Regions from separate parts of the Homo sapiens genome. Here region 2 is linked to region 1. The links are chromatin contacts, found by Hi-C or POLR2A ChIA-PET in ENCODE. All regions are on one chromosome and are shown on one strand. The core of a region is the stretch at or near the end of the contact, and the rest is flanking DNA. Distances in the headings are between cores, read along the strand shown.

The links. A loop is a pair of places that touch in the nucleus more often than their neighbours do. ChIA-PET counts read pairs that join two places held with the same protein, here RNA polymerase II (POLR2A). Pooled maps may share reads with other maps.
Region 2: a pooled map shows a loop between it and region 1 (2.9-fold over the local background). The contact joins the promoter of HNF1A-AS1 here to the enhancer-like site in region 1. A Hi-C loop is called at or near these places in 1 of 168 maps with a recorded cell type or tissue (cardiac septum), 2 of 37 single-sample maps with no recorded cell type and 7 of 50 pooled maps. POLR2A ChIA-PET finds 5 or more read pairs at or near these places in 5 of 52 experiments (A549, PC-9, RWPE1 and 2 more).

The regions. Positions count from the first base shown.
Region 1 is chr12:120,834,033-120,837,306 of GRCh38, forward strand. All of the region lies in intron 1 of SPPL3 (signal peptide peptidase like 3), which reads right to left. Among named protein-coding and RNA genes, the nearest start is that of SPPL3, 69 kb to the right of the region's middle. Within about 2 kb of position 1,784, at least 3 of the 41 ENCODE cell types and tissues checked have a DNase peak (open chromatin) inside an H3K27ac peak, as active enhancers do.
Region 2 is chr12:120,971,018-120,974,459 of GRCh38, forward strand. HNF1A-AS1 (HNF1A antisense RNA 1) reads right to left here and starts at 1,275. Exons shown (of 1, transcript NR_024345.1): 1 at 1-1,275. RefSeq lists an enhancer at 1,868-2,395.

The DNA of each region.
Region 1 (3,274 bases), core at 534-3,033:
CCTTGTGAGAGAAATATTATGATGTCCTGAAATTATAGTATTTGGCCTGTAAGTTCTTCCTAGCCAACGAGTTCACAGTTAGAACCAGTTTTACGTTAACCACATCTGCTGAATACAGAAAAAAGGAAACCACTACAGATGGAATTTTAAGTCTTCAGTTTATAACAGACAATCGAGAGAGAATGAGAATGTTTCAGTTCATTTTTACTCCTTGTAGCTGCCTGACCCTTCAACACAATCATGTGCTAACCAGTTCCAAGCCAACTATGCCCCTGGTTAACAAATGGGCAATGGAGTGGTGAAATGTGATCGGTGGTCCATGAAGTCTTTTTGGTTGTCTCCAACAGGGGTTGGAGTGGGCTCTGAGTAGGGGTGGTTGGTGGGGACTCTGCCCTCTGAAGTACCCTTTGAGAGACTGCCCAGAAGAGAGATAGGCCATGAACAGCTTCCCCGTAAACACCTTCATAATCGGGAGGTGGGAAGCAGAGGAGAACCATGGATGTTGCCAACCAAGGAGATGTTAGAAATCTTTGCTAAAACAAATGAAGGCATTTCCTCTCCCGTCGCCATACTCCTTCTGCAATCTTACACTCATTCTCCTTTTCTTTCACAGTGAACAGAGATCAGCTGTGCTATTTTCACCATTAGTATGAAAACCAGTAAATGAAGGTCCTATACTACTCTAGTTTAACCAGAGCTAAAAATAACCTTTTGTGTTTCCCTTTCTGTACTCTTTTCATTAACAATAAAACAAGTGTTCATAACTGTGTGCACACAGTAGGTAAAATGTGCCAAAACTATACAATAATTAATCTTTTAAATCATCACATGGAATCTGATAACATCTTATAAAAACTAACCCTCCAACTAATAACTGAAACACACATTTCTGAACTATTAATACTTTAGAGATGGAAGAAAAACAGTACAAATCTATTTTATAGGGGTGAAAAATGAGGTTCAGGCAGCTTAGTTTGTTGTAACATTCTTGCCTCATTTTGAAACTCTTCTATGTTAATCACCTTGGTATTATATTACCTCTCTGCATACATCTTATTTGTCCTGTTAGACCACAGTCTCCTGGAAAACAGGGACCCTGTTCCAACTTCCTTTTAATGATGTCTAACAATATGCTCCACAGATCGACAGTGCATACTAAATGTCTGTAAAATCAGTTATCACTCAGAAAGGAAGGCAGAAGGAAGCTCTTAGCCAAATAACATATAATTCTAAACTCAGAGTGAAAAATTCATTTTATTTTTGAAACCACACCTACCCTTAACCATCCTCATGATTTATGAAATACTCTCTAAGCATGTAGCCCTTGCTAAACAGTAGTTCTTTCGTTATCTCTCCTTCAAGAAATCTAGGCAAGCTTGTTCGTTAGTCATAGATGTTATACATACAGTTATAGATGATCAAGAATTCTGACGATGAAGTCTAAGATCTATCCTCTGACCCACTGTGCTGTCACTCTTACAACAAAACGAAGGAAGCTTAACATTTTATAGTCAGAAAAATCTTGAGAAAATGTTTTACTGGTTTCATTTCCTTGATTGAAAAACTCTTCTCCCTCTTAAAAGATCTCTTCTATGTTGATAGTATCTTGAAAAACAATATCCTTATGCCTTCATGTAAAAAGCTTAATGTAAAGACAGAAATCTGTGTGGTCTCTCCAAGTCGGTATTACAGAATTCTGGCACTACATATACAAGCCCCTGCTATTTTAGGATCACAAGAAACAGCTAGCCTGGGAAAATGAGAGAGAGGTGAACCATTCCTAACATCTTAACAGCCACTTCAAGCAACCACTTGTTCTGCAAATACCACAGGCCCCTTGAGAATCCTTAGATTTGGTTGGTAACTTAAATTCTGGCAACTTCCCTTGCAACAGAACTGTTCTATCTGAAATGGGCATTAGCAACAGAAAACTATGTAACCATATCACATTCTCCTTTGTACTTTTTATGAAATTCAAATGAGTTCACATTTCAAAATTGAAGTAAGGTAGCATTTACAACAAATCCAAGCAGACCCATGTGCCATCATTTCTGTAACTTTGGAGTGTGCACCACATTGTCTGTAAAGCTGGCCACCAAGAATGCCTCTCATCTCTGCATATATCTGCTACTCTTCCCACCAAGAAGGGGAGTCTATTTCCCCTCCCCTTGAATCTGGGCTATCCTTGCAACTTTCTCCAACCAAAAGACGGCTACAGAAAGCAGGCTGTGCCAGTTTTAGGCCTAGATTGAAAAGAGATCTAGCAGGCTCCACTTTTGCTTTCTTGGCACCTGAAGCTGGCATGCAAGGAAGTCCAGGCTCTCCTGTTGGAAAGAGGCCACACAGAGAAAGAAGCCTAGCAGAAGACAACTACATGAGAAAGGTTGTGGGGAGGAGCACTTAGACACCTCAACAAAAAGCCAGTACCAAGGCTCTATGCATGTGAATGAGACCATCCTGATCCTTCAGTGCTGGTAGAGTCCGGCAGACACCACACGGGACAAAGACAAAACCATCCCAACTGAGCCCCTGCCCAAATGCAGATCTGAAGAATCATGAGCAAATATAGCATTTCTGGAAGGACAAAACTTTAAAATGGCAAACAGATTAGTGGCTGCCAGGAGTTAGGGACCGGAGTGAGAATGGAGGGTTAGCACCGGGAAGGTGTGGGATATGCTTACAAAAGGGCAACCCAAGGGATACTTTCAGTGTTAGTTCCATTCACTATCCTGACTGTGGTGGTGCATACAGAAACACAGGCAGGTGGTAAAACTGTACACGCCTTAACATGCACATGTGTGTGTGCATACGTGCATATACGAGTGCAAGTAACCAGGGGTATCTGAATAAGATAAATGGGTTGTATCAATGCCAATATCCTGATTGTGTTGTTAAGAGTTTTACAAAACGCTGCCCATTGGGAGAAACCAGGCAAAGAGCACATGAGCTCTCTGCATTTTTTTTTTGTAACTGCATGTGAATCTATAATTATGTCAATAAAAATTTCAAAATGGTGACATTAAGCTACTAGGTTTTGCGGTAGTCTGTTTTACAGCAATAGATAATAGATAACTGATACAGAGCAGTAACATTTTAATGTAACTTGTTAGCTAAGATTTGTAAGACTAACTGGCTGTATATCTGATGTTAATAAGTACTAGCTATATTATTAATATGGTTTTATTTTTGCCTAGTTTATCTGCATTTGACCAGTTCTCAATCACAAGCAATAATTGTCCCTTCAACTGGCTAGAGAGAAATGTGAAGAGAAAAA
Region 2 (3,442 bases), core at 25-2,524, 140 kb after region 1:
CCAGACTGGTCTCGAACTCCTGACCTCAAATGATCCACCTGCCTCGGCCTCCCAAAGTGCTGGGATTGCAGGTGTGATCCACCACACCTGGCCGCTTGCAGGGTGTTGGACACTGTGGATATCACCTCATTCATTCTCCTAACAACCCAAGAGAAGAGGAACTGAGGCAAAGAGAAGTTAAGCAAGTTGCCCAAGGCCATACGGCTAGTAAACGGCAGAACGAGGCTCAAACCCAGGCACTCTGGCTCTAGAGTGTGTGTTCCTAACCACTGTGCTCTAGCACCTCGGAACCTTAGTCTCTTCATCTGCAAAATCAGCACTGAGGTGACAAGGCCAACGAGCAGAGGGTTGGAGTTACCCAGAACAACAACAACAACAAAAGTAATAGTAACACATATTTGGTCAAGGCTTAGATTCTGGCGTCATGGGGATCTGGGTTCAAATCCTAATTCTGCCTTAGCCGATTAGGGTCCCTATCCTCTTAAAGCCTTGGTTTCCTTATCTGTAAAATGGGGATATCATGAAGCTGTTAGATGTTAAATGAGAAAATGAATGAGAAAATTGCATGTACTGTCCATAAAGTTGAAAAGATAATAGGGGTGGGAAGGAGAACAGTCCGAGTTTGAATGCAGGTGGGCCCTGGGGCATTGTCTGGACTGAAGGACAAGGGTCAGTTGAATTGCCAAAGAGCTCTGAGACTGGCTGAAGGGACACTCGTCTTGTGCTAGCTGCTAAGACCAAGGGGAAGCCTGTGCCTCGCCCGAATTTTAGTCTTGCAAACAGCTGCTCACCCAGTAGGAGAGAATTGTGATAAAACTCATAGCCACCATTTCTTGAATATCTACTATGCCCCGGGACACAGCAGACTATTTTAGAGAATTTGCGAAGGAAACACAGTGACATCTGTTGGACACCTTGCAAACTACCAGCTCAGGATAGTTAAATTTGAATGTTAGATGGAGGGAACTTCCTTTCCACAATGACATGATTTTGTAAAGCTGAGTGTATGGCAGTTGTCATGATTAAAAGCAAGTGCCATGCAGAAGTTATTGTGTAACAGGAAATGAGATTAGATAGCGTCCAATCTAATCTCAAGGTTTGAGTAGCTGTGGACAGCCCAACAGGCACAGGCCTCCCGTTAGTACATCCATACGAGAAGTTAAGAATGAGTGAAAATAGTTTTTTTTTTTTTAATTTATGTGCATTATTTTTTTCAAGCAGCTACCTTGTTAGGACATACTTAATAGTTATCTTGGCCTACCTACTGCACTTACTAAACAACTGTTCACTTTTTAATTTTTAATTTTCAGATTTTTTTGAGACGGATTGTTACTCTATCGCCCAGGCTGGAGTGCAGTGGCGTGATCTCTGCTCACTGCAACCTCCGCCTCCCGGGTTCAAGCTATTCTCCTGCCTCAGCCTCCTGAGTATCTGGGACTACAGGTGTGCGCCACCACATCCAGCTAATTTTTGTATTTTTAGTAGAGATGGGGTTTTACCATGTTGGCCAGGCTGATCTGGAACTCCTGACCTCAGGTGATCCACCTGCCTCGGTCTCCCAAAGCGCTGGGATTACAGGTATGAGCTACCATGTCCGGCTGTTCCTTTTTTTTTTTTTCTTTTTCTTTTTTTTTTGAGACGGAGTTTCTCTCTGTCACCCAGGCTGGAGTGCAGTGTCATGATCTCAGCTCACTGCAACCTCTGCCTTCTGGGTTCAAGTGATTCTCCTGCCTCAGCCTTCCGACTAGCTGGGATTATAGGTGCCCACTGACAAGCCTGGCTAATTTTTGTATTTTTAGTAGAGACGGGTTTTCACCATGTTGGCCAGGCTGGTCTCGAACTCCTGACCTCAAGTGATCCACCCACTTCGGTCTCCCAAAGTGCTGGGATGACAGGCATGAGCCACTGCGCCCAGCCACTGTTCGCTTTTTTTCTCAGTGGTTCTCTAGTCCATTGCCTTAACCACTCACCATGACTACAGCTCTTATTTGCAGTGACTCTCAAGAATGCAAATGCAAATGCCATTCCTGACCTCGAGTTAATTCAGCTTTGTCCCCTGAGCATGGGGGAAAGGCAGGCTGGGGGCTGGAACTTTCTGCTTGTGTACCTATCTCTTTAGACTCTGGAGGCTCCTCCCCAATCTCTGTCATTCCCTCTCCAACCAAATCCACCTGCCGTCCCAGACTCAAATGCTCAGCCACCTAACTGCCTGAGGACCCAGCAGTTAATGAGTTTACATGCTGGGGGCAGGAGTCAGGGCCAACACTCCTTGGTTCCTCTGGCTCCCTGGAAAGGGAAAGTCACCAAGAGGCAGCTGCAGGCAGCAAAGAGAATAAGCAGGAGAACCTCAAAGCCACAAAGGGACAGCACACAGCATCTTCCCTGTTTAGCCTGGACTTGAGAATGCTGTCCCCAGCAGTAAGCTGCTCAACCTCAAAGCAACTTGCACGGGGGTTTACAAAAAAATGCACTTGGCCGGGCACGGTGGCTCACGCCTATAATCCCAACAGTTTGGGAGGCCGAGGTGGGTGGATCTTTTGAGGCCAGGAGTTTGAGACCAGCCTGGCAAACATGGTGAAACCCTGTCTCTACCAAAAATACAAAAATTAGCCAGGCATGGTGGTGTGTGCCTGTAGTCCCAGCTACTCAGGAGGCTAAGGTAGGAGGATTGCTCGAACCCAGGAGGCAGAGGTTACAGTGAGCTGAGATCGCACCACTGTACTCCAGCCTGGGTGACAAAGTGAGGCTCTGTCTCAAAAATAAAAATAAAACATAAATGCACTGGAGGAAAGAGGGTACCACTCTCCTTAAGGCGGGGGCTGCCAACTTGTCCTGCACAGCCCGTCCGCCTGCCTCAGGTGGACTTAAAGCCCAGCTCTGAGGGACTCTGAGCAGTCATTTAACCTCTCTGAGCCTCTCTTTCCTCCCCTGCAGAAGGGGGATTATAACAGTTCCTAATTCATGAGTTGTTCTTGGAGTGAAATACATTACTGGCCAGGTGAGATGGCTCATGCCTGTAATCCCAACACTTTGGGAGGCTGAGGTGAGAGGATTGCTTGAGCCCAGGAGTTCGAGACCAGCCTGGGCAACAAAGCAAGACCCCCATCTCTAAGAAAAGTAAATAAATAGGCAGGGTGCAGTGGCTCACCCCTGTAATCCCAGCACCTTGGGAGGACGAGGTGGGCAGATGGCTTGGGCTCAGGAGTTTGAGACCAGCCTGGGCAATGTGGCAAACTCTTGTCTCTACTAAAAAATACAAAAATTAGCGAGGCATGGTGGCACACGCTTGTAGTCCCAGCTATTGGAGAGGCTGAGGTGGGAGGATCACGGGAGCCCCAGAAGCATAGGTTGCAGTTTGCCAAGATTGTGCCACTGCACTCCAGCTCGGGCGACAGAAGGAGACCCTGTCTCAAAAAACAAACAAAAAAGATAAATATATAAA